Regions from separate parts of the Homo sapiens genome. Here region 1 is linked to region 2. A link is an interaction called in ENCODE POLR2A ChIA-PET data of the cell type or tissue named here. Cell type or tissue: GM12878. All regions are shown on one strand. Links, peaks and the distances in the headings refer to the core of each region. The heading gives the core; the rest is flanking DNA.

Region 1 (16,136 bases), core at 6,722-11,721, 53 kb after region 2:
TCCCCTAAGAGGGTGCCACAGCCATGGCTCAGGGAGCTCCTGGGTCTGGACTCCCTGAAGGGCTGCAGCTCTTCTCTTCTTCTCTCCTTCTTGTTGCCTGCAACATGGCAAGCAAGGGGCATGTTTTATCCCTGTTCGTGTTACAGCTCTTTCAGCCCTGCCATTCAGCAGGTTCCAAGTTCTTGTCCCATGTCCAGGAAGAATGAGGTATGCGGACAAGTGGAGGGTGAGCAAGGTGAAGAGGTGCTTTATTGAGTGACAGAACAGCTCAGAGGACACCACAGTGGGTAGCTCCTCTCTTCAGGCAGGCTGTCCCATTGTTTGCCTGAGTCTGGCTGAGTCTGGGGTTTTTATGGTCTTCAGAGGAGAGAAAGTGAATATTGATTGGTTTGTGGGTGGCCATAGGCAGGTCTGGAAAAAGCACTGTAAGTTCTCACTCTAGTCTGTGGAACTGGCAGCCCAGCCCCCAGGCCTCAGGCCATGCCTGGCCTGAAGCAGGGGTTTCACTTGGAACCCACTGCTTTCTGCCCAGAAGCCTGTCTGCCTTCTGCTGCCATTAACCTGCTGTCTACAGTGCCCACAATGCCCAGGCTATTTGCACCAAGAGGTGCCTACGGACCCATGCCAAGCTGCCCTTAGTCCCTCTCCCAAGCCTCCCTCCAGTGTTTGTTGGTGTCCAAAGTCTGGAGGGTGCTGAGGCAACAGGGGCTTGGTATGTCAGGGCTGTCCCAAGTGTGTACATACCTGGCCGGATAGTGACAGCACCCGAGCTCAATCACAACTTTGCTCTGAAATTGGAACAGGCACCCAGACCAGGGACAGGACAGGCAGCGGGACAGGCCAGTCAGCAAGAGAAGGCATTTCCGAGCCTATGAGGACAGGGAGACTTCTCAGGCCCCCAAGAGTGCAGAAATGCCCAGGTCTGCAGCCAGGGCTGAGTGGCTCCAGCTGCACCTAGAAGGGCGGGGCTCCCACCCCTCCAACTTGGAAGAAAGAGGGGCTTTTGCCTGTCTCAGGCTCCTGCTTGCTCCATGGAGCACACTGCCCCAGGCACACCTCCCCACTGCAGCCAGTGTCATGCCAGCGGCCTCTCCAGACCAGCTACCACTGCCATCAGTGATGCCTACCTCCTAGGGTTGTTGGCGTGATTCAAGGAAAGGATGTAGGTGAAGTGCCCTGCACAATGCCTGCCATATGGAATCTGTTCATTCCCTGTGAGAGGGCCTATTATATGCCAGCTTTATTCAGAACAGTGAATATGTTCCTGCCCTCAAATTCTATGAAGGTGCATATAACTAATGTTATTTGCTATAGGGCCATTTCAGGAAACAAAACAAAGCCACTGAAATGGTGAGAGTCATGGAATGACTCTCAGAACAACCCAGAACCAGCCTAGTAGAGGAGCTGCCAACTCAGAGCCACAACTAGAACCACAGCAGTCTAGTCTGAGGTCCCTGCTGCAGCTGGAGGTCAGAGAATGGACATGAGGTGCTTTTTTCAGGAATTAGAGACCAGATCAACATGTGACTACCACCACCACTGCTTCTGGACTGCCCCTTGACAATCAGGAAGACTGGCAGCTGACACATGAAACCCACAATCTTGTTGGCCAGTGAAGATAGCCAGAATACAAAAGAAGCCCCTGTCTTTCTTCTTCTAAATCTCTTCAGAGAACTTCTATTGGTGGAATCTAATTTATATCCAAAATCTTAGCTTCAAAGGAGCTTGGGAAATGTAGTTTCTTGGTCAGCAACCATGTGCCAACCCCAAAGTCTATTATTATGAAAGAAGAGAATAGAATTTTGGAAATAACTAAATGTCTATCCTTGTCAATACAGGATGGGAGGAGAAGGCATCTGAGGGCAGGGAACTATATTAGCAAAGACCCAGGGTAAAGAAAGGGGTGTCAGCAAGAGCAACTGGCTAACTGCAGTGGAGAAACATAAGAGAGACTCAGCAAAGAAAGCTAGAAACCAGATACCTGACATTATCTCACTGGTAAAGTAGAAATCATATCTGGCTTTCTGTACTTTCTTTCTTTAGAGTAGTGAAAATTTATGGTTCTCACTTAAATGTTCTTCTTCCCTAGGAGCCCCCAAATCCTGTTTATAGTCCCATTAATTTGTCACTATTAACTGGAGCATCATTAACCAGGTCTGGAAAGAACCAGAAGTCCCTTCCCCAAAGACCAGCTCTACTTGGACCTGGTTCCCACAAAGCTTTACTGGTTATCCACTTAAGTTCAATTAATGCATGAAGGAGTTGTTAATATTTATCTGCCACTAGGTTTCCTGAGTTTTTCTTTTAAAATGTCATTTGTTAATAATAATAATAATAATAGGTTTATTTATTCTTGGCTCAAGGTTTGCTCTTTGAACCAAGAATTTGCTTAGAGTTGAGTATTGAGTGGAAGGAAAGAAAGCAGCCAGCAGGTGACAATTATATGTTTACAAGGAAAGTGATATTTCACATCTCAAAGTGCAGCCCCCGATAGCTGAAGCCATTTTTCTTTGTTCATGCCAATAGTGCAGGGAAGGGCTCTAGTTATGTACTGGTGAAAATGGGGTGGCAGAAGCAAGCAATAGAAGATAGTGTTGTTTTCATTTTGCACTAATGTCCCTAGACAGAAGCATACATTTCTCATATTCACTTTCTCAAGGCTCTTGTTGTCCTAGTTTCCTGTTAAAAATCAAGCTAGTGATGGCAGACTTGTGCGATCCCATGAGAATACTGAAAGCAGTGTATTACAGTACCAGGCAGGAGAGTGGGGCTGAACAATAAGTATAACAGGAAAGTATTAACCCCAAATGAAATAGATAGTAAACTGCAAGCCATCACCATTGCAGAGCCCAGGCTACAGCTATGAAATGAAGACATGAGCATCATTGATGGAGCTTCACATGCAAGCAAAATTGTAGAGTCTGAGGACAAATAGGGAGGAAATGAAAAGGTTGAGAAAACTCAGTTTTGTCCCTGCCAGCTCTCTCAGGGAATTCACCGTGCCTCTAACTTAAATCAAGTTGTGGCTACCAGACACAAGCTTAACTTGGAGGCTGAATGAACAATTTTAAGCAAAGCTGTTTGAACAAGGAATGCTGAATCCGTTAAACAGATAAATATGTTTGAAGTCTTTGATTTTTTTTTGCATACTTCTATGTGCATTATCAACTATAACATCTAATAATAACTTCCTTCTTTATCTCGGCAGGAGGCGGCAAAGAAGAGAATGTCTTTCAAAAACATACAAGATAAACTTTAGGGTCACTGCTTAAGGGCTTATGGCTGGACTGTCTTAACCCTTCAATGAATCCAAGAGGTAGCAGGCAAGAGAAAGACCAGCAAGCAGATAAACATACAAGGGTGAAAATGAGTAATTTTTCAGTGGGAACTTGAACATGTATCAGCAGAGGAAGTATACTGGAATATTTCCAAATCATCATAGAGTGTGTCTCTAAAGATGTAGATATACAGCCATAGATACATATTTCCTGCCCACATTAAACTTTGTACTAGAGAAGGCAAGCCTTTACTTGCAAAGAGAGGTTGGTTTGAAATTCTCCATAAAGGCATTAATTCCAAGAGAAAAAAAAATTACCTTCCTCACATGCTCCTGCCTGGAACAAATGGCAAACCTTTTGGAGAGGGGAGATATCTTAATTATCTGCTGTATACAAACCTCAAAATTATCAGCCTAAATATTTTCAACAGAAAAGATGGGTTTATTTATGCACACTTGACTGAAGTCAAGAAGTAGGAAACTGCAAGATAATTTAAAGCAAACAAAATACTTTTGCCTTCAGACCTATATGGATAAAATCGTAAAACTCTACTGAAGGACGTAAAAGAAGACTTTGATGAAGAGACATATCACCTTGCTATCTAGGAAGACCCAGTTTTGTAAAAACTGTCGATTCTTTCCAAATTAATCTATAAATCTAGTGCAATATCAGGTAAAATCTCAACAGTTCCTTTTACGGAGCTGACAAGCTGGGTCTCCAGATTTCTGTAGAAAACACACAAGAAGAGTAAAGAATATATACTATAAAGCTATCCTGATTAAAACAGTGCATAATTAAGACAGGAAAAGTCAGCCAGAACGATGGACTAGAATAACTTACCAAATACCTGCTATATGTATGCATGTGTGCGAGTGTGTCTGCATGTGTGTAAGTTTATTTCAAATTAGTGAGTAATGAATGATAAATGTATAAATACAATTGTTTACCCATTTAGAAAATATGAGTTTAAACCCCAAAATAGATTTCAAATAGATTTTTAAAACCCAAATAAATATTATCATAAAAGCATTATTAGGAGACACAAAAATCTCAAAGAGGAATAAATTGACAAAACTGTGCAAAACAAACTCTCGATGGAAAAAAAAACATAAACAGAATTCAAAGACAAAAAATAAACCAAAAAAAAATATGTGGCACATATAACAAAAAAAAGGAATAATAGCCAGCCACAATATATAAATAGACAAATAGATCCTGTGAATCAATAAGAAAAAAAAAATAGCATTATAGTCAAAAAAGCAAAAGGTTTTAAAGACACCTCTCTTATTCCTCACATAAAATTCATTGCCATGTTCTTGAATCTCCAACTCCACCACCCCGACGCTAGTTCATGCTGCCATCATCTCTCTTCCCCTTCACCCATTATAGCCTTCAACTGGATTCCCTTGCGTGCATTTTGCCCCTCTCCATCAGTCCTCCACACTGAAACTTAATGAAACACATATTACTTCCATCCTTCAGTCACTGCTTTCCCTTACTCTTAAGGTTGAGAACCATGTTCCCAGCAGAATCACAAGGCTCTTTGAGGTGTTGCTTTCTATCCACCACTCTGGGCTTGTCTTCTAATGTGACAAACGTATTCTCTGGATGTTAGCCTTTCTTTCTCAAATGCACAGGCTCTCTCCTCTCAGAAAACCTTTAATCAAGCAGCTTCGTCTGCCTGGAAAGCTCAGCTGCTCTAGATCCCTTCTTTCCCCTCATCCTCATCTTTTTCTAGGTACTATCTGTCCTCTGACTCTTCCTTGAAATCCACACCCAGTATAATAACTTTCTCAGAAAAATCTCCCTTGACATCCCCGATGAAGTCTCTTTCCCCTAATATAAGGTCTTATACTGTGTGCCCCTCCTTCGTAGCAGTTGCCACATTTGTGATACTATATTCAGTTTTAAGATTCTTTAATTCATATCTCTATCCTGTGGTAGGCTGGTAGGCACCACGGGTAAAAGGACCATGTCTGTTTTGCTCACTATGGTTTTCTATTGCATGTTCATAGTAGGTGTTCCATAAATATTGTTGAATAAATGAATTTTTACTAAAATATATTTGCATTTATTTGTACCTGTTTTCTACACTCATATGTCAAATAAAAAGTACTGTAAATATAGACACTAAATTTTAGCAGTTTTTCACTGGGGATTTGGGGTAATTTTTACTTTATTTGAATTATTAATAGTGAGTACCCATTACATTGATAGGCTAAAAAAAATAAAGCTATTTCCATTTGGAAAAAAAAATACTCAAAAATGAAAATTAAAACCCTATAGCTATCTAGTAGCTGTAAAAAATTTAAAAATATAATAGACTTGGGAGAATTATGATTTTATTTTCTTTCATTTTTTACTTTATGTCAGATGGCCAAACAACCACTGCTTAGAAAACTGTGTTATCTGTAACGCATTATTTTCTGGTCACATAACAGCTGACTAACATAGCTTAATTTCGAGATCACTTAAGTTTTTCACCGTCATTTTGTGATGTTGTTTTTTAACTATTGTTATCATTAGTCTTTTTTTTTTAATTGGGTAAAGTGCATTTTAATTGCTTGCTGCAAATACCACCCACTTACCTGGAAAAGAAACGGTCGTCATTTCTGTTTTGAAAAGGCGGCCTACTTTAGATTCCTAATTAGCAATAATGTTAATAAGAAAACTGGAATAAAGAGAGTGAAAGAGGCAATTAAAAGTGTAACAGAGAGAAACTATACTAAACAGATTAGGGAAGGTACTTCGGAAAAGCAGAGGTAGCCCTGATTTTGGGGTGATTGCTGGGCTTCCCACAAGTGATGTTTCTTAATAATTACCATAGTGGAGCCAGAAAAGAAGTTAATTGCTGTGATTATGTCATCTTTTCACCTTTGCACAATTACTCATAGGAAATACAAGATAGTTGTGAGCTATCCTTTATGAATCCATCTCTACACTAACCCAGGAAGGAAATGGAGTTGCGATGAATAAAAGTTGTTAAAACAAGAACTTTAAGCTTTAGATTTTGCCTTCATCGCTTGCAGGATTTCATTCTCCTTGAAACAAAAACTTTCTAGCAACTGGAACCACATTTTAACAAAATTAAATTTATGAACCAATTTTAAACCTTGGAGACCCTTACAAATCCAGACATTTGCTCCGACTGTTATAGCTATTATGAAATTATTACAAATCTCACCTTAAAATTAATAAGTGACACTCCATGAGCATAATTACATTGTTCATCTTTCCATAATCCTTAATTCCTCTGTGTGTTATAACATGTGATCAGTCCTTCACATAACCCAGCTGCTTCAGATAATTGCTTGCTGTCCTACTGAGAAAAACTTCTAATAAATGATGCAAGAACCAAAAATAGTGCAACCCTTTCTCATTGCTACAAAATCAGAAATGGTTTTACCTAGAATTTAATTCTATGATTCTTTCCCCCTACTGACAATGGTATTCGGTGGGTTGGGAAGAGGAAGGATTAGAATATTTCAATTAGAACCCCTGCAGCTCTTTAGGAATACTACCAGAATTTTGCCACTAATTGACGAAATAGATAACACGTGTCTTTGCTTCAGCAGCTCTTATTTCCTTAATAAACATTTTTTTCAGCAACTTTAAGAAATGTTTCCCTTTGAAATACAACATCACATAATGGGCCCCATCTGGAATGGCAACTTTGCACACAAGCTAAGAAATTAGAAAAACAAAAACTCATTTTTTTGTCTTTGTCTAGGGTGAATAATTGCAATTAGCTACTGCAATATCTATATATGTTACTATGTTTAAAAAAAAAAAATGAACAAAGCTTTTCAGTGACTAGGCGCCCAAAATCATAAAAAGGCTGATATCCAAGAAAAAAATCTGGTGAATTTTATTTATTCAAACTGTGTTTTGGTTTTTATTCAGTTCTATATTACCTTCATTTCTGAGAGCTGGGCTTTTTTTTTTTTTTTTAACATTCATTTAGAATAACATCAGAATCTTCTAATCTCCTTCTTCAAATTTGAAAAAATACCAAAAAATAAGAGTTTTTCTTTAAGTCAAAAAACATGAAGAAGTTCATGGGGAAAAAGTGGCCACTGTATCCTAGTGTAGGGGTAAATGAAGACTGAAGGAAGTAGAATTCAAGAGCTCGGGACAGGACAATGTTAAACTGCAATTGCTGAATCTTTTTATTCACTAACACTTTCTGAGGTCTGTACTCAAAGAAACATTGAGAATTACATGCATAAATTAAACAAGATTCTGTAATTGGAGAAAACCAAAGCCTTGTAAAGAAAAGTTAGGGACCAAAGATTTGGAAATCAATATATGATGAGGTGAACATTATATTGAAAACCACACTGAGGTGGGGTTTCTAGTCATGTGTGGAAACCAGCCCCATGATTTAAATTATGTCAGTGGGATAAAAGACTAGGTGGGTTCATTGAAATTCTGCATTCCGGCTTTGGCAAGTATTTATGGTTAGGATTGTGTTAGTTGCCACATTAACAATTTTGTGTTTGCCTTGCTCTCTCTCTGCCATCAACAGTACAATCAGTGGGATCAACCCTGAAGAGCTCTGTTTCAGTCTGAGGCAGTCAGTTCACCCCTTTCCTTTAGTTCTATTTTATGACATGATTCTAAATCAACAGTTTTCACCCCTGTTTCGAGAGGGTTTTCCCCCCAGAAATTAAGGAAAGGTATGTTACATAGCAAATGAAAAAGAGAGAAGGCTGATTCTAATTAAAAGCGGAACATGAAATTGACTTGAAAGCATTAGGTTATGAATTTTCCCTATCATTATATCTTAAGTCCTTTATGAACCCAATCATCATCTATGATAGCTAAAATAAGAAGTCTTCTTATTCCTTCCAGCTTTTCTATAGTCTTAGGGATTGCTGCCGGCTGAAATGTAAATCCTACTATGATGGCTGTACATAGAAATAGAAAGTGTCTTCCAAGATAAAACAATGAGTGCTAAACACAACGAGCATAAAAAGAAAACTATTGGTATTTTCAGAACTCAAAGGACTATATGCCTTTTGAAGATACACTTTGGACACAAAAAAATCACTACAACAGAAATATCTGCTATTCCATCTACCTCTGTAAACATATGTTTTGAGCCTATGGATGCTGCTTATTTCATTAAATCACTATGAATCTGGGATTAAAATCATCATGCTATTACATTGCAATGCCTTTTTCTAAAGCACAATATTCCCCATAAGTGTTTACTTTCATTCTTTTTTCTAGTCCTCTATCCTATTCCCCTTTCTATGGCAATTATCCACGACAATAAGAATTGCCTAATGGTGTCATTTTGTAATCCAGGAACACAGGTGCTCATATGAAAGTTTCACAATAAACTTTGGGAGATGAGATCAGAGACTCAAACGTACTACTCTCTCACTGAACAACAGCTGTAAGAAATAATGCAACAACTCCCCTGCAGACGGAAAGGCTTAACAAGTAGAAATTCCTACATTTGTGTGTGGTTGGTATCCTCCCAGCACTTTTTTTAGCAAACAGACTTCACAGCCCAAAATAATATCCCTGTCTCCCAGACAAATGGTAGATCCCAAGAGATTCCTTTGGAGCACAAACCCTGCTCAGAGTGACAGGCAAAGTCATTGAAACTAAAGTCCCCCAATTAAGAGAGGTGATCCCAAGTAAAAGTAATGTTTCAGAATTCATCTTTCAGGAAAGGTAAAGCTAGAATCTCTGTAATTAACATTTTGCAAATGTTTCCTTGGAAAAGGGAAAGAAAATAGATAAACAGTCTACAAATTTTCATAACAATAAAAGGGTAAAGTTCTGATGTTGACCCACCCACCACATAAACAACTGACAAAAAGGCACTATTAGCAAGCTCCTCTCAGAGCTGATTAAAGGGACTCCACACTTTTCCTAAAATCTCCATGTTATGACACACTCTCTGGCAAACCCTGGACCCTGTTATTACTCTCCTCAGTTCAGCAACACTCAGAAGCCTCGGTCCCCAGGGATGTTGTCATGTTTCACAAAGGCCGCATTGTGTCTCTAATGCCGACTCTCTCCGCGGTTCATTTTGCATGCTCTGCATGCGCATGTTTGATTTTCAGAACATGACTCATGCCTTTTAAGTTACTCCACAGACTTACAAATGGAGGAAAGGAGTGATGGGTTGGCTGATTGGAAGTGAAAGAAGGTGTCCTTTCCCTGGACAGTCTGACTTTTTAAAGAATGCATTAAGTGACTTCCTGGCTCACCAGGATCAATGTGACGTGACATTTGAGAAGGGACAGGAATAGTGGGTGTTCCCCTTACATTATTTTTACACAGTTCATCTTTTTTTTTTTTTTTTTTTTTTTTTTACTGACAGGAATAAACCCGTCTCCCCTCCTTCTCTCAGCAGAATAACAGAGCAACATAGAGCTCAGCTAGATTTTCAAAACGATTGTGTTTAAACCTCAAGATTTCAGTGAGTGATCCATTTAAAGTTACTGTTAAACAGTATTGAATATGATTTTGTAATCTGTGTTCAGCCCTGATGGGCTGCAGGATTTGGGTAATATGTAATTATTTCACACTTGTGGAAGGAGGCAAAGACAATTTATTGTCTAGATTCACTTGGGAAGCCTCCTTCAGTTTTTGAAAGAGCATCCGTGGAACAGAAGTAGCCCCACCCACCACTCAGGGATTGGGAGGGTTGTTCTGCTTGAGACAGGGAAAGAAAACCAGTTATTGGCTTCTAAAATGGGGATATGGGATGTGGGATTAGGAATGTGGGGCGTGGGGAGAAGTGAGGAGGAACAGGGAGAAGAGCAGGCGCTTGGAGAAAGGCTCTCAATACCCCCTGGAAAGGGGTGATCAACAGACATTTCAGCATGGATTGTACCTCCTGAACTGATCAGTGTTGCCACATAAACCTCACTGTTGCTGTGTAAATTCAATCCCACCTGCACATCCACTTAACTCCTATTCATTCCAGCAAAATCTACTAGTATATTTGGGACGGATTATGTTGATTGTTGAAATCAAAGCCTGAGCTTCTCTGTGTTGTCCATGTTAGGCAGCAGAGTCTGCTGCCTGTAAGAAATGGAAACCCAAGGACAGAAACCATAAAAGCTGGCATAACCACTAGACACCTGGGGAAACTGCAGAAATTTTGGAAAGACTTAGGGGTGCTATGCCTGCTGCAGAGTTGGGGCTTAAGATAATCTGACCCAGATCTATAGGCGCAGAGAAGTTGCCACTACATCTGGATTATATTTTTCCCCTCTGTCAACATTTACATGTTTCCTATGTGTATGTCTTACGTACCTGTGGATATGCAAATGTGTGTGTATATGTGTGAGAGAAACTTTGGGGTAGTATCTGGCCCCAAATAGCAGCTCACTGAACTTTTTCCATTCTTCTGTTTCTCTGACTAAGAGAGTGGCTAGTTTTAGACAAATCTGCTAAAACCTTGAGTGAAAACCCTGGGGCCTGCAGAGAGAATTTGTTCTGTCATTGACAGCTCAAACGATCCTGGGATGGAGCACTCTGACATCATTGTAATCATAATGCTCTTCGTTCTTTTATTATTTTGACTTATATTTTTATACTGTTCAAAAAAACTTTTACATCTATTATGTCATCTCATGCTAACGACACCCCCGTGAGGTGGAAGGAAAGGTTATTATTATAATTCAGCTACTCTCCTGTCAACAGAGCCATGACTGAAGCCCCAAGGCCCACAGCAGGGAAGGCAGCCTAGTGGCTTCATGGCTCTCCGGGAAAGGTCCTCCAAGGCTGACGCCATGACCAGGTTTCGCGGGTAGCCAAAGGAAAGAGTCACAAAAAGGGCCGCCTGCCCAGTTGGGCATATGCCAACAGTTCTGTCTGGCAGGAGTGGCATGGGACAGGGATGAGAACTGTTCTCCTTTCTTTCCTGTTTTGAGTCTATTACAGCACACAGGGTTTGAGGCATTAGAGGGGCTGGCATGAGTCTTTACCCTCTTCATCCAATCTGGGAGATGATAACGCAACAGGATAGGATGGGAAAGAACTATCCTCGTTTTTTGTTTAGAGCTCTTTCTTTGGCAAAGCAGCAAGAAAACAAAAATTTCTATGTTTGAAGAAAAAATGTTTTTTTTTAAATATTTTTTTCCTCCTCTAAGCCAGCGATGGCCAAGTTTATAGGTGCTAAATGGCCATAAAATGGCCAGGTAAGTCACTTTATCTTCTTCAATGATTTCTATGTTCATGGCACGAGGTAAAAATAAATATGTATAGTGATCAGCCAGGTATCTGGTACATAGAATAAGTTCATTAAATCTAATCTATTATTATAATTATATGCATAAGATATGCAACAGAGACATCAGTTGGCATGTCTCTTGAAAAGGCTACATGTGCCATATGGTACTTCAGATTCATAGGGATAGGTAGATAAGTTTTAAATAAGCAAGACAAGTGTCTGTTCCAGGCGCTGGAGTGAGCCAAGCTTGAATGGGGAGGCCAACACCTACAATAATACTATCAGCCTTTTGTGACCAATCACTGCAAACATACCTGCAATCAGAAGACCCCCTTTTCCAAAGCAGAAACTACCTTAACCTATTCTCATAAAATAGCTCATTAGAATGAGGGAAGCAGTGTTACTGAGTCTACCATGCCTATTGACATTTGTTTGATGATCTCCCTGATCACACACAATTCCAAAAGCAAGAGCTTAAAATGATTTTCAAATGTATCCAATTCACAGCCAAGCGAAAATGTTTCTGTACCAAGAATAATCTTACATTAAACTTTTTTTTTTCAGAAGCCTAAATTTAACCAGTTGGAATTCTTTTTTTAGGTGTTATTCTATTCAACCTTTAAAAATGAAGGATCTGATTTTAATGTGAAATCTGCATTTCATCAAAGATGGGACACAGTGTCCTTGCTTAATTATTCTTTGGAAATTGAACACCTTTACTACTGCATTCTTAGCAGGTAGCAACAACACAAATTGAAGAAAATGTGATTCAGGTTTGAAGCACTGAGTTCATTGATTTCAACCATATTGATAAGCATAGAGAATACACCTTGCATTGATACTGCTCACATGCTCAACTAGCAGATGGTGTAGTAGTCAATGATAATGTCACTAAATGCCTACACATATAAGGAGAATTTAGAGTGTGAATGAGGAAAATCATAACATTTCACAATTGTGTGACACTTTCTAAAGTCTTATCTATTATGCCATCTTATTCTTTTGTCATCCATGGGAGAGAGACAGCCAGGAGGCCTCAGGTAAGCAGACCATCCAGCTCACAGATGTTGAAGCCAAACTTGAATCTCACCTTTCCAAAGCACTGTTCTTTCTGTCATGCAGCTTCCTAATATATGCTGAGACTTTTTTAGATGGGGCAGGAGGTGCAGAAACTATACATAAGGAAACTCAGCTGGAGCCCTGATTATAATTTTAAGGCATCAGTGTGACCTGGGACAAGTGCCTTGAATATCCAGCACCTCCAGTTTTCAACTCAGAAGAGGGCATGTTAATTCTGTTTCTATCTACCTCAACAAGTTTTTAAGTATAGTAGCAGCTAATGAATATGAAGCTGTTTTTAAAAATAATAATTCTTTTCCAAATGTAGGTATGAAGATGATTTTTTTAAATAAGATATATCGCTAGTTAAAAGATGCACTTGTATTGAATGAATGTCCTAAATGCCTTTAAGATCCAATCTGCTACCGGCCATTTAGATGACTGCAGGAACTAATGGTAGACTATACATCTGTTGTTTGGGCTGCCTAACTTCCATTTCCCTTCTGATGTTAAAAGGTACCGTTTTGGCCAGGCACAGTGGCTCAAGCCTGTAATCCCAGCAATTTGGGAGGCCAAGGTGGGTGGATCACCTGAGGTCGGGAGTTCAAAACTAGCCTGAACAACATGGAGGAACCCCGTCTCTACTAAAAATACAAAATTAGCCAGGCATGGTGGTACATGCCTGTAATCCCAGCTACTTTCAGGAGGCTGAGGCAGGAGAATCACTTGAACCTAGAAGGCGGAGGTTGCAGTGAGCCAAGATTGCACCATTGCACTCCAGCCTGGGCAACAAGAGCAAAACTCCATCTCAAAAAAAAAAAAAAAAAAAAAAAAAGGTACAGTTTTTATTTTGGGAAATTTCTTCCACTGGATGCAGACCTGCAGGGAGCTTCATCAAGGGACCCACACTCCCTAGTCACACTTCATTGGAATGTGAGCTGTGAGCAGAATACGTGCAGCCCTAGAACAGCTGGAGATCATTTGCCTCCAGGATAGGACTTGGAAGAGACTTTTTCTGTCTCCTATATTCCTGGAGCTGCTCTGGTTCTCTTCTTGCCCAGGTCTAGTCCTTCATCCTTTTCTTTGATTCCATAAACTCTCCTACTACTTTGCAGTAAATCCCAAAAAAGCAGCCTCTTTTTGTTCCTGGTTTTTCCTTGAGTTGGCTACTGTTGGTCCCAGAGACATGCAAACAGAGCACCCTGACTATAAAATCAGCCTGGCAACACGAACAGATCTGTGCAGTCACAGGGAGGTAGACAGAGGAAATCACGGAAATCAAACCGTTTGATTACCTGTTAATCAACTGCACAAGAAAAGCCAGAATAGCCCAGGATAAATGAGCCAATAATAAGTATACAGCCACCATACTTAAAATTTCTCCCCTTTGCGGCCAGGCGCGGTGGCTCATGCCTGTAATCCCAGCACTTTGGGAGGCCGAGGCGGGTGGATCACAAGGTCAGGAAATCGAGACCATCCTGGCTAACACGGTGAAACCCCGTCTCTACTAAAAATACAAAAAATTAGCCGGGCATGGTGGCGGGCGCCTGTAGTCCCAGGTACTCGGGTGGCTGAGGCAGAAGAATGGCGTGAACCCGGGTGGCGGAGCTTGCAGTGAGCCGAGATTGTGCCAGTGCACTCCAGCCTGGGCAACAGAGCAAGACTCCTTCTCAAAAAAAAAAAAAAAAAAAAAAAAAAATTTCTCCCCTTTGGTTTGGTAAGTCAACAAAAGTTTAAACAATTAAAGGAAAAAATAAAAGCATGAGTGTTGTGACAACAAAAATTAGTTTTAAAAGTAAATTATAAAAATCATATATAGTCATGTGCCCATAACAATGTTTCAGTCAACAACAGACTCCATATATGATGCTGGTCCCATGAGATTATAACACCATATTTTTACTGTACCTCTTCTATGCCTCGATATGTTTAGATACACAAATACTTACCATTGTATTACAATTCTCTGAAGTATTCAGTACAGTAATAGTTTATATCCTAGGAGCAATAGGCATATACCATATAGCCTGGGTGTGTAATAGGCTATACCATCTACGTATGTAAGTACACTCTATGACAGGGTCCTCAGCTTCTGAGCTACAGACTGGCACTGGTCAATGGCCTGTTAGGAACAGGGTTGCACAACAGGAGGTGAGCAGCGGGTGAGTAAATAAAGCTTCATCTGTATTTACAGCCACTCCCTATCACTCGCATTACTGCGTGAGCTTCACCTCCTGTCAGATCAGTTGCAGCAATAGATTCTCGTAGGAACGCAAACCCTGTTGTGAACTGTGCATGTGAGGGGTCTAGGTTGCATGCTCCTTATGAGAATCTAACGCCTGATGATCTGAGATGGAGCTGAGGTGGTGATGCTAGTGCTGGGGAGTGGCTGCAAACACCAACTAACATTAGTAGAGAGGTTTGACTGTGCAGACACCATAATACGTCAATTGTTTGCAGACTCATATCAAAACCCTATCAGTGAGTGACAAGTGACAATTAAACTGCATCTGGTGCCAAGCTTTATAGTTGCAAGTGAGTTGATGTACTTCAATTGTACAGCTGCATCTAGTGGCAGGGTTTAAGTCAGAATCTGACACTTATTTTAGTCCACGCGTGGCCCACCCATTATTTTATTTGCCATTTCTGTTCATGCCTCTTTCTGCACTGTGCACTTGTCTCAGTCACAGTTTTGCTAAGTCCACAAGATAACCCTAGCCAAAATGAGTAAAAAGCAAATATCACTGGAGAGCTTCTTCCAAAAGGGGGAAACACCCAATGATGAGACAGCAGAAGACTCTAAGACTGCCAACAAAAAGAAAGCTGCACTTGACAATACCAAGAGTCCTCCTTAAAGTATGGGTTCATTGCAACAGGTGATTCACATTCTCCAAACCTGCTTTGTATAGCGTGTGGCAACCAGCTATTCAATGAAGCCATGAAACCTTCAAAACTGCTTCGCCACATAGAGACCAAGCACCCTGCATTAAAAGACAAGCCTGTGGAATTTTTCAAAAGAAAAAAAACTGTGAACACAAAGAACAGAAGCAATTATTGAAGGCCACCATTTCATCAAATGTGTCTCCACTGAAAGCATCATTCTTAGTGGCTAACCACATTGCTAAAGCTAAGAAGCCCTTTACTATTGGTGAAGAGTTGATCCTGCCCACTGCTAAGGACATTTGTTGTGAACTTTTAGGAGAGGCTGCGGTTCAAAATATGCCTTGTGTTCCTCATTCAGCTAGCACCATAACTGGATGAATTGATGAAAAAGCAGAGGATGTTGAAGCACAATTGTTAGAGAGGATTAATGAGTCACTGTGGTACACATTCCAGGTTGACAAGTCTAGCAATGTTGACAACAAGGCAACAATGCTTGTTTTCGTGCAATATATTTTTCAGGAGGATGTGCATGGGGGTATATTATGTGTGCTTTTGTTGCCAACTAACACCACAGCTGCAGAACTATTCAAGTCTTTGAATGATTACACATTAGGAAAATGGAATTGGTCATTCTGTGTCATTGTATGCATGGATGGAGCAGCTGCCATGACCAAACAGCTTTCAGGTTTCACTGCTTGGTTCAAAGAGGTTGC
Region 2 (16,136 bases), core at 6,071-11,070:
GTCAAGAATAACACCAAAGCATATTATCAGTTCGCAAATACCTATTTTTGGTAAATAACAGCCTGAAAACTAAAAAACATTTCCTAAAACATGGATGAGGTAACACATTAAGAAGAGGCAAAAACAAACAAATGTTTTAAAAAATGCATTAACCATAATGATCAGTGTGTTGATAGAGTTCCATGTGACATATCTCATTAGCAATATAAAATAGCATGTATTATAAAATAAAATTTGTATTAAACTAGGTATAACAACTGAACTTTATTGAAACTAAAATACCATTGATCATAAGATACATTATTGTCGTAAGTCCTACTAAGGAAGAATATTGCCACCTAAACTGCAATATGCCATTGACTTGAAAGACATGTCATGATTTCAGGGATGCTAGGAGGAGAGAAAATAGTTGCATTTTAGAATATATGAAATGTAGTGGTTACATATATTACAGTGGGGTTTAAATATTAACTGGAGGCGCTAAGGGTCATATCAACCTCGTCTCCCAGTGATCTCTTTGGAGCTGGATTTTATATGAATAGAAGATCTACCACATAGTAATGAAGATGCCACAGTCCAGGGGCTTGATTCCATGTTAGAAAAAGCATTTTTAGAGGTACAAGGCAGAGGGCTTTGTTCTGAGAAATCATATACAAGGAGGTAATAGTAGAGAAAAATAGTATAAAATATTATAGGAACCATGGAGTATGGGGCTGGGTTCATCTAAAAAGACATGGGCTAGTGACGGACCCATAGAAGCCAACTACTGGAAGGGGAGGGAGTTAGTAAGTTGATTCTGGGGTGTGTAGAATCTAAGGCCTAGAGGAAGCAGGTGACCAACACATCCACGGGCCTTTGTACTAATCTAGCTCATCAAACACATCTAGCTCATTTATTATATGCTTCAATATGATAAATCCTAGAGGTAAAATTTTTCTATCAAAAGGTAAAAACATTTTAAAATATGATGATTACTGTTAAATTTCTTTTCAAAATGTTGTAATAGTTTATAAGCATTAAAATGCATAAAAATCCTTATTTTCCCATAACCCCACCAACTCTGTGTATTATCGGTTATTAAATGGTTGCAAACATAACACATTAAATATGAACATCATATCTCAATTTAATTCAAATTTTAACATTATTAACAAGGTTTAGAATATTCTTATTTGTTCATTGATAATCAATTATCTGACTTTTTTCTCCCAAATCACCTGCTTATATGTTTTGTGCAGATTCCCATTGGGTTATTGTCTTTACTTCATTGATTTTTAAAAACTGTTTACATATCACTGAAATTGTAATAGATAGATAGATAGATAGATAGATAGATAGATAGATAGATAGACAGATGGATAATAGATAGATAGATAATCACAGGGTTCTTTCCTTGATTTGTTATTTATTCTTTAAGTTATTTACAGTGTTTTTCACCATACTGAAGTTTCGGAATTTTATATTATAAAATACGTTAATCGTTTTCTTTATGATTTCTGATCTCTATGTCATATCTAAAAGACCTTCGTTACCTAAGTATAATAAAGTATTGCTTTTAAGGCTGGGCACAGTGGCTCATGCCTGTAATCCCAGCACTTTGGGAGGCAGAGGCAGGTGGATCACATGAGGTCAGGAGTTCGAGACCAGCCTGGCCAATACAGTGAAACCCCATCTCGACTAAAAACACAAAAAATTAGCCGGGCATGGTGGTGCATGCCTGTAGTCCCAGCTACTTGGGAGGTTGAGGCAGGAGAATCGCTTGAACCCAGGAGACGAAGTTTGCAGTGAGACAAGATTGTTCCACAGCACTCCAGCCTGGGTGACAGAGCGAGACTCTAGTCACAAAAAAAAAAAAAAAAGAAAAGAAATGAAAAAGAAAGTATTGATTTTAGTATTTTAATTGTTCTTGTGTTTAAATCTTTAGTTCAATGGAATTTATTTTTGTATTTGATACAAAGAGATATTTAACTTTGTAGTTTCAAAGAGAAATTCAATTGTCCTAATGTCATTCATTATAAAATACATTCCTGCTCCACAGATGTCCAGTGCAGTCTTTCTTTTCATATCTTAATGGACCCTCTTTACTGTTTTTTTATTTATTTGTTCATTATGTACTAACGCCATAATGTTTTAATTATATTACAGAATTTCTTAATATTTAGTAAGTTAAGTCTGTACACAATAAAATCCCTTTCAAAACAACTTTGAATAATAATCTTATACATATGATCTTTCAGATAATTTTTAAAAATCCTGGCAAGTTTCCTTCTACTGACTTCTCACCGAAACAATGTCAGGGTTATGATGGGAGTTTCAGAAGACTAATACATGAATTTGAGAAAGATAATATCCTGACTACTACATTTATTCATGAAATATGAAATATACTACATTTATTCAGCCTTATATCTTTTCAGGCAACTGTGACTGCTGAACCTCATGAAAAATTATACATTTGTCATTAAATTTATTGTGAGACTTTTCACAGTTGTTGATATCATTGAGATTTTTTAAACTAATGTTAACTATCTACTGCTGACATAAATAAACTACTTCTATGTATTCATTTTGCTTCCAAATACTTTTGTGAGTTCTAGTATTACTTTGAATACTATTTTGTTTAGATCTATTTAATTTGTAGGCATGTGGTCATTTTTGCTGCTTATATAATAATAATTTTATATTTTCTAATGCAGATGCCATTTATATATTGTCTGATTGCATTAACTAGAAAGAATCTTCAGAACAGTGTGAAAAAGTTGACAAGAGCGGCCGGGTGCAGTGACTCATGCCTGTAATTCCAGCACTTTGGGAGGCTGAGAGGGATAGATCACTTGAGGTCTGGAGTTCGAAACCAGCCTAGCCGTAATAGCAAAACCCTATCTCTACTACAAATACAAAAATTAGCCAGGCATGGTGGTGGGTACCTGTAATCCCAGCTACTAGGGAGGCTGAGACACAAGAATCACTTGAACCTGGGGTATGGAGGTTGCAGTGAGCCAAGATTATCCCACTGCACTCTAGCCTGGGCAACGGAGTGAGACTCCACCTCAAAAAAAAAAAAAAAAAAAAGAACAAAAAAAAAAAAGAAAAAGAAAAAGATGAAGAGAGCATCCGATCCTTCTTCTCTGAATTTAATATGATAGTTGTTGTTTATGTCTAAAAGTACTATTTTTTATACTTAGGAATTTTTTATCTTTTCCTATTTGTTTTTGAGCTTCCATCAATATTGGCTAAATTGATAGATGTGCTAATGTAGTATGCTTTCATTCCTTGAATATATACCATTTGATCATGCTCTATTTGTCAAAATAATTTAAAGCATCCTTGCTTTCATAGAATAAATTCCACTTAAGGAGGAAGTATTTCTTTATACAATTTTAATGTACATGCCATTCAAGATGTCTGCACCTATAGTCATTCTACATGTACTGAGGGAATCGGTCAGCATACAACTTCTCAGTCTTCCTCCCTCCCGCACCCCTATTTTTTGGAGTTTCACTCTATGCATCCTCAGCAAGGCCTCTAGTAAACCCTATACAGGTTTTGCAGCTTTTGTTTCTATGCAGGTCTTTCATTTCTAGAACTATGCTTTGCAATTTCTGGCCATGTCTACATTCCCACCTCCAACCTACATCTTCACAACTCATCAAGTCTTTGAGTAAGTTTCCTCTACCTTTGCCTATGTCTGAAAATCACTTCAAGCATTCAGCCAAGAAGATCTTAGGGCTTACCTCATTCATTCCCTTCTCTCAGGGATCATGGTGTGCACTGCCTGTTGCCGAATATCTAAAAATAGTTGTTCCATATATTTTGTCCAGTTTCACTGCAGAAAGTTAAGTCTGGTTCTTGTTACTCTTCCAAAGATGAAAACAGAATTCCTAGTACTCTTTTTATAACAGATACTTAACATTCTTTTTTGTTTCTGCAGTACTAAATTCTTTGTTTAGCTTTTGTTTTTTGTCATCTCTTGATGCAACTCATGTAATTTTGACTTTCTTACAAAGTTCATCTAGATTCCATCGTCTCAAGTTTTAAACTTTTAAATAATACTCCCTTCCATTAACAGCATTGCCAGATTTAGCAAATAACAATATGGGAAATTTAGTTAAACTTGAATTTCAGATAAAAATGAATAATAATTTGTATAATAATTATACACAAGGTAACGATTTTATATACTTACACTAAAAAAGAATTTATTGTTTATCTGAAATTTTTTTTTTTTTTTTTTGAGACAGAAACTCTACTCTCGCCCAGGCTGGAGTGCAGCGGCATGATCTTGGCTCACTGCAACCCTCCATCTCCCAGTTTCAAGCGATTCTCCTGCTGTAGCAGGACAAGCCGCAGACAAAACTCCTCAGACACTGAGTTAAAGAAGGAAGAGGTTTATTCGGCCGGGAGCACCGGCAGGACTCCTGTCTCAAAAGCCGAGCTCCCCGAGTGAGCAATTCCTGTCCCTTTTAAGGGTTCACAACTCTAAGGGGGTCCGCTTGAGAGGTTCATGATCAATTGAGCAAGCAGGGGGTACGTGACAGGGGCTGCATGCACCAGTGGTCAGAGTGAAACAAAACAGACCGGGAAGTTTTACAATGTCTTTCTATAATCTATAGATAATATCAGTTGCTAGGTCAGAGGTCGAATTTTAACTACCAGGCTTAGGTCAGGCAGGCCCAGGCCTGGTTTCAGGTCTGGTTCCTTGGTTTCAGGTCTGGTTCCTGGGCGCTGGGCTACCTGCCTTTAGTTTTGCTTCTCTTTCCTTCTCTGAGTATAAAACAAAATGAGAGGGTCTGTCTCTCTTCTCTCATTTCCCCTTTGAGACTCTCACTTTTTATTAGCGGGAGTTCTCACTCTTATTTCTGCTACTTATGTCTTTCTGTGCAATAGATTGATAATGATTCATATAGTACACTTGTGCTGATATATAATACAAAGTGACACTGAGAGACTGGGCTATATGCTTGGCTAATTGCAAAAACAAATTTCTTGTTTTTCCTGGAATTTCTGGTACTGGCACATTCAGTTCATCATAGAAGGTTTGAAATACTGGCTCAGGAGAGCGTTTGTAAACTTTTCTTCAAACTATGATATTTATTTGAAGATCCAGTCCAGCTCCATCAATTTCTAGGGTTACACATTCCTCTTTTTTTAGCGAGGATTAAGGGGGTTGGTTATTACTAGTTCTAAGGGGTTACACTGGCTACTGGTACAGGAAGGGCCACTTTTCCTTTGCTGAAGGTGGACAGGAGTTTTTCATTTTTTTCATCTAAGTAGCCTAAATGACACAAGACCAGTATCTACATTTATTTTTACACAGTCTTAATTTATGATAAATGTACTTATTTTCTGTCATATAACCTCTTTCTTAATTAAGAGAACCTCATCCTATTTTTAACTTATTATTAATAATAAGAGAGCACAGGCATCGAATTTTAAGGTGACTCATTTGGGCACCTTTTTGTTTGTCTATTTTGGCTAACACTTTACTTGTATCCTTTATGAGCCTCCACCAGTCCTCAGTCCTTAATCTTATTTTAAAAACTGTGGTCATGGGAGGCTCAGATGGGTCATAACACACATCAGGTTGGTCATTTCCTGGGCTACATACCTTGTATAGAATAACATTATACAAACAAGTTTTTTTTTAGAGTTTCAGCACACTTATAATAACCATAAAATAATAGGACCATAGCAACCTTTCGTGCCACTTTAGTGACTTGATTTATATACTGGGAACAGCCTTCAGTCTGAGGAAGGTCAGTTGAAGTCCTTACTGTACAAGTCTAAAAGTTAAGGAAAATGAGTCCTGCGATGAGTTTTTTCATGCTTGGGCTGTGCGTGGACCAGTCAGCTTCCGGGTGTGACTGGAGCCGGGCTTGTCATCTTTAGAGTCACTTTGCAAGGGTTGGCGAAGCTGTTCCTGTCCATGTACAGCTCACAGTCTACTGATGTTCAAGGATGGTCTCAGAGGTTGGGCCTGCTAGAATAAACTGAGTCCAATATCTCTAAACAGTTATGTACAACTGGGCTGGGTGATACCGGGAGCAAGGTGGTGGGGTTTAGGGTGTTGCAAACTTCAATGGTTATGCAGGGATTTTTATAGAACAAGCTTTGGTATCTAGTAGCATTCGTTAGCTAATGATGTCCTTTGGTATTTATTAAAGTCACCACAGCATGGGGGGACTTTATGTTTCAGTTTTGCCTAAGAGTTAGCTTATCTGCTTCTTGTGCTAACAGGGCCATTGCTGCCAGGGCCTTTAGACATGGGGGCCAGCCTTTGGAAACCTTGTCTAGCTGTTTTGAGAGATAGGCCACTGGCCTTGGCCAGGGCCCTACAGTCTGGGTTAAAACTCCAACTGCCATTTTTTTTTTTTCCTTTTTTCAACACATACTGTGTAAAAAGTTTTGTCAGATCAGCTAGCCCTAGGGCTGGGGCCAACCTGAGTTTTTCTTTTAACTCATGAAAAGCTTGTTGCTGTTGGTTGTAATAGATGTAGTTTATTTAATCTACATTTTTATTAACTGTCACCTACTGAAATATTGACTTAAATCTTGTAGCTATTTGATTTCAAGCTTTAAATTGATCTGGTATTCCTTGCAGGCCTCCAATTGCATCTAAATAGATGTAAGAGTTGAAAGACCTATAAGGGGCTTCTCTCGCTTTACGATGTTTTATATTTTCTCCTTCTGGTTGATGAAATGCCAGGGTGAAAGGGATAGCCAAATGGACTAAAGCACAAGTCCCACTCTAGTTATTCAGCAGAGTGCGTAGTAAAGGTCCACCATAATACCACCACACATCCGCTCAGGGATGAACAGGGGCCTCATCGCATCCTTTCAGGTCTCCAAGGAATGCTGTTTCCTCCCTGTTGTGAGAGACACGAAGTGAACTTAGTGTTGGGAGATGGAAGCTGGATGGCCCTCGGGGGCTGACCTGCAGGGTGCCGGACTTCAGGATATAGCAGAGAGAGCTTGGCATGAATTATTACTCCAGGCTGTAAAATCCTGGAAAAGGGCTACCATGAAGCCTACGCCTGGTCGACTGGAGGACCACCTTAGTGGAAGAGGGACAATCTGGGCCTCTGGCCTGCCATGTGTACAAGCATAACAATTGCTTTTATTTAACGTGCAGATGGAATATTTGATCCATTTTAACCAGGCATTTGCATCTTGGTATCTTGTCTTAATTGCTAAAGTTTGTCTTAAGTCTTTAACTTCTATGATCTTTTAGAAAAATGAATGTATGATTTTAGGAAATTACAAAAACCAGTTGGGGCAGTCCATCCTTGTTCTTTAGTGGTCCACAGAATGTTGGACCAACTATGGCATGAAAGCTCTGCCTCAGGGGGCAAGACTCCTGGTTGGCACTGGGGCCTTTATTGAAATCTCCCTGGATTAAATGGCCTTAGTTTACTAATGCCCAGTCTGAGGAGAGTCAGGAGGGACAGAAGTACTTTTCTGAAGTAGACAGCTGTCTTTGACTTGGCAAGTCCTCACAGGCTATAACAAGGCAAGCATTAAATGCAACAGTTTGAGGCGAAATTGACTTGGTTATGTTAATAACTAGATGGTCAGCAATAGAGCGCGAAAAGAAGAACGAGTAATAGAATAGATGAAAATAGTTAGATTTTTCTTAGCTTTAGTTTGGTAGAGTTTTCCTCTGGGACTACGGCCTACGAGTCTGGAGGGGGTGGCACTTTCTTGACTCGGATGTGAAGAGTCCATCCTTTTTTGCTGTACGAACAGCAGTCTTGGTGGTTAGCAGCGCAAGGTAGGGTCCTTCCCAGGCTGACTGGAGTTTTTCTTCTTTCCACCTTTCGATGAGAACGTGATCTTCAGGCTGCTGCTGGTTTACCGGAAATTCTAAGGGTAGTACATGTGCTAAAAGACTTTTAGTTTTGAGGGAAAGGAAAGTGGAAGGTAAACCAAGTATATAATTTCTAAGAAATCGACCTTTTGTTTTGAATGTGGGGACCTTGGCAGTGGACTTTATAGTCCTTAGTGCCTTTTTACTGAGAAATTTCCTTTAGCACCTATTTTTATTAGCCTTTAGACCAAAGAGAGCTAAAAACCATTTTATATTTAATAATGCTTTTTGTATGATTTTTATACCAGATAAGCTAAATTTTATCTTTATATTAGTGTGTTATTAATGTTAAACTTAATTTTAATAAAATCTTGTAGACATATTTATCTAATTTTTAATGTTTGACTATAAGGTAAGATGTTTTAGACTCTTTTTAACCATTTATAATTTTTGTTAAAGAACAGGTTGGTGCTTTAAGAAAAACCTGTTATGCTTTTATTTAATGTCCGGTTTACAGAAAAACTGGATGATACTTCTTTAACTTTAGCTAATATGTTTACACACAGAATTTACACACAATTAATGTTTTAAAACTTCCTTAAACCTTTAAAACAAAATACACATATTTTTAACCTTTTAATGTAGGTAAAAATCCACATTCTTATGCCTCCTTATAATCCTTTTACCAAATATATACTTTACTTTCCTTATACACCTTGCACATAAACTGTCTCTTCAATAGTTTTACATTTAGGAGGCCTAATTACTTTTAAATTATACATTTCTTGCATAAATTCTTTCTTTTTAACACACTTTTTTTTATAACTTTTTCTTTTCACGACTTTTACAGGCAATTTTTCGACATGCCTTAACTTTCTGACTTATTACAAACATTTCTTTCTTTAAACAACCAGTTAATATATTTCAGGACAATAATTTACCATATAACATTCTTTTTATATAAATTCCACCCTCCCTTTTTTTTTTTTTTCCAAAGATGATAACTATTCTTTTCTCCTCAGACACCGAGTTAAAGAAGGAAGAGGTTTATCGGCCGGTAGCATCGGCAGGACTCCTGTCTCAAGAGCCGAGCTCCCCAGGTGAGCAATTCCTGTCCCTTTTAAGGGCTCACAACTCTAAGGGAGTCCGCATGAGGAGGTCATGATCAATTGAGCAAGCAGGGGGTATGTGACAGGGGCTGCATGCACCGGTGGTCAGAGTGAAACAGTTCTGTTTCAGAAACTGTTTCAGAAAAGTTCCCAGAACAGACTGGGAAGTTTTACAATGTCTTTCTATAATCTATAGATAACATCAGTTGCTAGGTCAGGGGTCGAATTTTAACTACTAGGCTTAGGTCAGGCAGGCCCAGGCCTGGTTTCAGGTCTGATTCCTTGGTTTCGGGTCTGAATCCTAGGCACCTTTAGTTTTGCTTCTCTTTCCTTTTCTGAGTATAAAACAATATAAAACAATATGAGAAGGTCTGTCTCTCTTCTCTCACTGCCTCATCCTCCTGAGTAGCTGGGATTACAGGCATGCACCACCACGCCCGGCTAATTTTTTGTATTTTTAGTAGAGACAGTTTCACCACTTTGGCCAGGCTGGTTTCAAATACCTGACCTCAGGTGATGTGCCTGCCTCGGCCTCCCAGAGTGCTGGGATTACAGGCGTGAGCCACTGCGCCCAGCCTAAAATTTAAATTTTACTAGGCGTATAGTATTTTATCTGGCAAGCCTATCCATTAAGTATTTTTGTTTAAAAAAAAAAAAACAGTTTTGGTTTTATTGATAAGTCCAGTGTTCTTTAAAGTCTCTTTGATAGGTTTTTAAATATATATATAGTAATTTCCATCTTTTATTTATTTCTCGCTTTCACCTGCAATTTATTTTGTTCTTTTTTCTAAGTTTCCTAGGTTGTTCCCTGAACTAAGTCTCTGATTCATTTTATTAAAATAGAAAGGTTAAAGTCATGAAGCTTACTCTGACTGGGGCTCTATTCGCATTATGGAGATTTCTCAATGAAGAGGGCTCATTTACATTAATTGCTAAAGCATTTGTAATCTCCGTTGTTTTTGTTCGTTTGTTTCCTCTCGATTCAAGAGTCATTTAGAAGAGGTTTTTTTATTTGAAGTAGATTTTTATTATTTTGTTTACTGTAGAAATTCAATATTTTGGTTTTTTGGTAGGAGAATATGTTGTACAAGTGTTCTACTTTGGGGAAATAATATTAAAGCTTTTTGTAGGCCAAGTATGTAATTAAATCTTGTATATGCTTTATAAACATGAGGGGAAAATATATATTTTGTGTTTATTGAGGTCAAATAGAGAAATACAACAAAGTCAGTTAATTCCATTATTTAAATCCTTCAAGCTCATACTTGTTACTGGCCCAGTTTACCTTGAACAAGATGCTGACAAATAGAAATCACGCTACACTTGTGTTCAAGAGCTGCAAATGCAATAAGTTTTGTGCTCCATGATTTATGAAGCATTTTTAAACATGACTGAATTTCTATGAAAAAGTGTCCTTTTACAGGGATTTATTACATAATATATCACCGTAGGCCAATTAGACCCTGTTCAAAGGATAGAAAAGGCCAAAAACATGAATGAGATTATGTAGGTAAAATGTCTCATACAATTCACCAAAGCCACACTTGCCCAGTGTTCCATATGAAAATCACAGTGCATGCCGGGTGCAGTGGCTCATGCCTGTCATCCCAGCACTTTGAGAGGCCGAAGCAGGCAGATCACCTGAGGTCAGGAGTTTGAGACCAGCCTGGCCAACATGGTGAAACCCATCTCTACTAAAAACATGAAAATTAGTCGGGCATGATGGTGCATGCCTGTAAATCCCAGCTTCTCGGGAGGCTGAGGCAGGAGAATTACTTGAACCCAGGAGGCAGTGGTTGCAGTGAGCTGAGATCTTGCCATTGCACTCCAGCCTGGGCAACAAGAGTGAAACTTCATCTCAAAAAAAAAAAAAACAAAAAAACAAAAAAACAAAACAAAAAGAAAAGCACAGTGCTCATTGTTTTCATTCATGGATTGCTTGAGGGATATAGAGAAAGCTAAGAGAGATTCTGTAAGATTTTAAGTTAGCTTCCAAACTCAAAGTCTGGGCAGGCAAAAATCAGAATTTTACCCTTCCCTAACAAATTGGGGGCTGGGTAGGGGAGCAGAAACTGGAGGTTAGATGTGACTAATACATATTAGTCAAACACAAAGCAAAAGGAAGAATTAGGTCACAGCCATGTATAATTATGAAAACTTGCAAATGAACTTGTTTTTGGTTTTCAGAGCTTTTCAATGGATAGTTCCTGAAATGCTGGGCCATGCAGAGACATCACAATTGTAAAAACACAAGGAGGCTAGGACTCTCGACCATACACTGATGTTGCTTATTCTCTCTTTTCCAAGTTTCTTGGAAAAACCAGAGCTACTGTGCATTTCTAACCTTCAACTAGTTGACAATAATGGGATTCAAGTATTTTTCAGGAGTAGGTATATTGCACAGTGATTAAAGCAAAGCTAAGGAACTAGACATCCTAGGTTTACATTATAGCTTTGATACTTCCTAGACAAATTACATAAAGCTTCTCTCTAAAGCTCCATTTCTCAATTTTAAAATGGGAATGATGATGATAATGCCTACCTCTAAGAATTATAGGAAATTATTCTTACAAAACATTCTCCACAAACCTGACACTCAATAAATATTACCCAGTGTTAAAGAACGTATTGTATCGGGGCTGGGTGCAGTGGCTCACGCCTGTAATCCCAGCACTTTGGGAGGCCAGGTTGGGCGGATCACGAGGTCAGGAAATTGAGATCATCCTGGCTAACACGGTGAAACCCCATCTCTACTAAAAATACAAAAAATTAGCCGAGCATGGTGGCGGGCGCCTTTTGTCCCAGCTACTCGGGAGGCTGAGGCAGGAGAATGGCATGAACCCGGGAGGCAGAGCTTGCAGTGAGCCGAGATCGCGCCACTGCACTCCAGCCTGGGCGACAGAGCGAGACTCCTTGGTTTTGTTTTGTTTTTGAGACTGAGACTCACTCTGTTTCCCAAGCTGAAGTGCAGTGGTACAATCTTGGTTCACTGCAACCTCCACCCACTGGGTTCAAGCGATTCTCCTTCCTCAGCCTCCCGAATAGCTGGGACTTCAGGCGTGTGCCACCATACCTGACTAATTTATGTATTCTTAATAGAGATAGGGTTTCACCATGTTGGCCAGGCTGGTCTCGAACTCCTGACCTCAGGTGATCCGCTGAACTCGGCCTCCCAAAGTGCTGGGATGACAGGCATGAGCCACCATGCCTGGCCTGTATCATATCTTGGTCTAGCAGAATCTGTGAGTAGAAATGCTTTTCACATGGTTTGTTTAAGACTCTTCAACATCCTGGTTCTTGAGCTGTTCAGGAATAATCCCATCCATGTCTTTCACTATTGGCAACCTAAAACTCATTTTCTAATTATTGCAATTGTATATCTTCTCAGAAAATTGAAAGGGCTTCATCTGAACCATTGATCAAGTCAACTCAATGATTTCAGGTATATAGCACAAATCCCCAAAAAGGCTGCTCTCCAGAAATCTCCCTCCAACTGACCCAAGAAGGAAGACATTTGGTAACCCACCCTAACATAATAAGCTCTGTAATTAGATTGCAGATTCTCTGAGAACCAAGGTCCTATATCTTTTTTTCCATGTTGTTTCCACAAGCTGGAACAATGCCTGGCCCATGTTACATGTACAATAAATTTTTTTTTTTTTTTTTTTTTTTTTTGAGACGGAGTCTCGCTCTGTCACCCAGGCTGGAGTGCAGTGGCACAGTCTCGGCTCACTGCAAGCTCCGCCTCCCGGGTTCACGCCATTCTCCTGCCTCAGCCTCTCCGAGTAGCTGGGACTACAGGCGCCCGCCACCACGCCCGGCTAATTTTTTTTTTTTTATTTTTAGTAGAGATGGGGTTTCACCGTGGTCTCGATCTCCTGACCTCGTGATCCACCCGCCTCGGCCTCCCAAAGTGCTGGGATTACAAGCGTGAGCCACCGCGCCCGGCCTACAATAAATATTTTTAAACACATTATGGAAAAGATATTGATAGCAAAATTAAAGGAAGTATTTTTTTAAAAATCTTCAAAGTTTCCAAAGGTATAAAATTGTAGTATACCAAAAGCCAGCCCAGCAAATGCAAAGGGGAACATTAGGTCTGATTTTCAGAAATTGTGATGGGTTTAAAATGGAAACAAACATGGCTGGAGAGGCAGTTTGGCAAATGAAAGGCTCATGAGGTTGGCAGTCAGAATGCTTAGGTTTCAGACTTAGCTGAGCTGCTAGGCAAGCCACTTACTCTTTATAAGCCTCAGCCTAGTTTTTAAAGTAGCAGTTGCCATGCTCATGCCACAAAAAAAGTTCAAATGAGACAAAGCATTAAAAAGGCTTTAAAACCTAGAAGGTTCTCCACAATACACACTACTGTTCAAAAATGTGAAGTACAAGAATTATGTTTGTTACACCAAGCACATAAGGAATAAGCTTAGTCATAAAGGGAAAATTGCAAGAAATATAAATATTTAGCAACACTATTTTCTAAAAAGAAGAAATCCAAAAACTATGTCTAGATAGTCGATGTTCACTGTGTAGTTTGGTTTTTTGTTTTTTTGTTTTTTGAGACGGAGTCTCACTCTGTCGCCCAGGCTGGAGTGCAGTGGTGCGATCTTGGCTCACTGCAAGCTCTGCCTCCCGGGTTCATGCCATTCTCCTGCCTCAGCTTCCCGAGTAGCTGGGACAAAAGGCACCCGCCACTGCGCCCAGCTAATTTTTTGTGTTTTTAGTAGAGATGGGGTTTCACCGCGTTAGCCAGGATGGTCTCGATCTCCTGACCTCCTGATCTGCCCGCCTCAGCCTCCCAAAGTCCTGGGATTACAGGCATGAGCCACTGCGCCTGGCCCATTGTGTAGTTTTTAAAAAGAACATCTAATCATATATGCTGTATTTACTGCTGAGAAAAGCCATTTTGCATTTTATATACTTTTTTCTTTTTCTTTTTTCTTTTTTTTTTTTTTTTTTGAGATGGAGTCTTGCTCTGTCACCCAGGCTGGAGTGCAGTGGCGCGATCTCGGCTCACTGCAACCTCTGCCTCCTGGGTTCAAGCGATTCTCCTGCCTCAGCCTCTGGAGTACCTGGAATTACAGGCACACGCCACCACGCCCAATTTTTGTATTTTTAGTAGACATGGGGTTTCACCATATTGGTCAGGCTGGTCTCAAACTCCTGACCTCGTGATCTGCCTGCCTCAGCCTCCCAAAGTGCTGAGATTGCAGGCATGAGCCACCGTGCCTGGCTTCTTTTCATTTTTATGCAAAATTAAACTTATTAATTGTCTTCATTTATGGAACAAAAACAGCATCTGCTGCTTACACTGTTCTTTTCCTATCTTATCAACAGAGCCAAGAAAATCTATGAAATATGCTGATGGAAGGATTTAAGAATCTCAGAAAACACATCTATTATTCTAAGCACAAACATAAAAGATTGCAGAAGTAAACAGAAAGAAAAAGGCTATACCAAAAAAAAAAAAAAAAAGAAAGAAAGAAAAAGAGGAACACACACTAGTGTGCACAAACATGCAAATTCCTTCTAGTATCTCTCTGAAAAAGCAACTAGGAAAGAATTTTCGTAAACTTTCACAGTTGTTCAAACTGATGAGATGGTTAGCCAATGACACAATTGCTTTGTAAAAGAGTTAGGATAATACTAAAATGCTAGCTGAAAGTGCTTTCTTTCCCTGGTTGTTTTGATGGAATATTTGTTATAGTGATCCTGCTACTTAGAAAATCTTTAGTTTTATTGGTTACTATTGTGAAAATAAACATGGACAAAGTGAGTAAATGTTTATACCAGGGTATAGAATCTCTTGGACATGAATTTCTAAATGTTTTGTACTTTTATACATGCACAAACATGGCCATTAAGAAAACACAAGATCCGTGGTTTATGCTTTAGAAAATAATGTTTCTGAGAGGGGTAAATTGTTATTTTCTTAATTTCATACAGTAAAGGCTTTATATATCATTTTCTTTTGGCTAGTGTCCATTGTAGTTCATCAAACTTTCCTAATTCTGTTTATCTTAAAAATCTGTATTTTGTTTCCTTTCATTATCTTTTCTGAAATTATCATCTTCTCCCTTTCTACTGTATCAGTTCTATCAGCATACAAACATTTTCTTATTTCTCCCATTAAAAAAAGTGCAGACTCCATGAACTCTTCCAGCTATTGCCTTATTTCTCTGCCTTCCTTTATATCAAAACTTCATTAAATAATTGTCTATGCTTAGAGTCTCCATTTCCTCAACTCACATTCTCTCCTCCACTCACTCTTATAACGATCTGGTCCTCACTGTTCCACAAAAAGCACTCATAGATATCACCAGTGATCTCCACCTTTTCAAAACCATGCTCAATTTTCAGGCTCATTTTACTCACCCTTTCCTCAACATTTGACACAGTTGCTTCCTCCCTTATACATCAAATATTTTCTTTTTTTTTGAAATGGAGTCTCGCTCTGTCGCCCAGGCTGGAGTGCAGTGGCGCAATCTCTGCTCACTGCAAGCTCCGCCTCCCGGGTTCATGCCATTCTCCTGCCTCAGCCTCCCAAGAAGATGGGACTACAGGCACCCGCCACCACGCCTGGCTAATTTTTTGTATTTTTAATAGAGATGGGGTTTCACCGTGTTAGCCAGGATGGTCTCGATCTCCTGACCTCGTGATCCACCCACCCCAGCCTCCCAAAGTGCTGGGATTACAGGCGTGAGCCACCGCGCCCGGCCCAAATATTTTCTTTACTTAACTACCGGGATAACACTCCTTGTTTTCTTCCAATTTGAAGGGCCGCTATATTTCAGTCCCCTTTGCTGGCATTTCCTCCACCTCCAAATATCTAAATGTTGAAGTGTCCCAAGTTTCAGTCTTTAGGCTCTTCTCCTCTTTTTTTTTTTTTTTTTTTTTGAGACGGAGTCTTGCTCTGTCGCCCAGGCTGGAGTGCAGTGGCGCAATCTTGGCTCAGTGCAAGCTCCGCCTCCCGGGTTCACGCCATTCTCCTGCCTCACCCTCCCAAGTAGCTGGGACTACAGGCGCCCGCCACCACGCCCGGCTAATTTTTTGTATTTTTTAGTAGAGGCGGGGTTTCACCGTGTTAGCCAGGATGGTCTCGATCTCCTGACCACGTGATCCGCCCGCCTCGGCCTCCCAAAGTGCTGGGATTACAGTTTTGAGCCACCGGGTCCGGCCTTCTCCTCTTTTCTATGTTTACTCACCCATAAGTCTTTTTA

What was found. Peaks named below come from ENCODE experiments on the same cell type or tissue, not always from the same donor. Only the 100,000 strongest peaks of a DNase experiment are listed, where the experiment ranks them.
Region 1: POLR2A ChIA-PET joins it to region 2 with 12 read pairs; 2 of 35 experiments call an interaction of 5 or more read pairs at or near these places.

The regions. Positions count from the first base shown.
Region 1 is chr5:116,645,667-116,661,802 of GRCh38, reverse strand. No RefSeq gene overlaps it. Among named protein-coding and RNA genes, the nearest start is that of SEMA6A, 79 kb to the right of the region's middle. RefSeq lists enhancers at 502-1,002, 9,192-9,241, 9,176-9,470 and a silencer at 9,176-9,470. In GM12878, for the core only: no CTCF peak of the experiment used is centred there; a DNase peak (open chromatin) is centred at 9,332.
Region 2 is chr5:116,697,840-116,713,975 of GRCh38, reverse strand. No RefSeq gene overlaps it. Among named protein-coding and RNA genes, the nearest start is that of LINC02214, 56 kb to the left of the region's middle. RefSeq lists enhancers at 9,169-9,268, 8,675-9,401. In GM12878, for the core only: no CTCF peak of the experiment used is centred there; DNase peaks (open chromatin) are centred at 9,065 and 11,065; H3K4me3 peaks cover 341 bases; H3K27ac peaks cover 811 bases.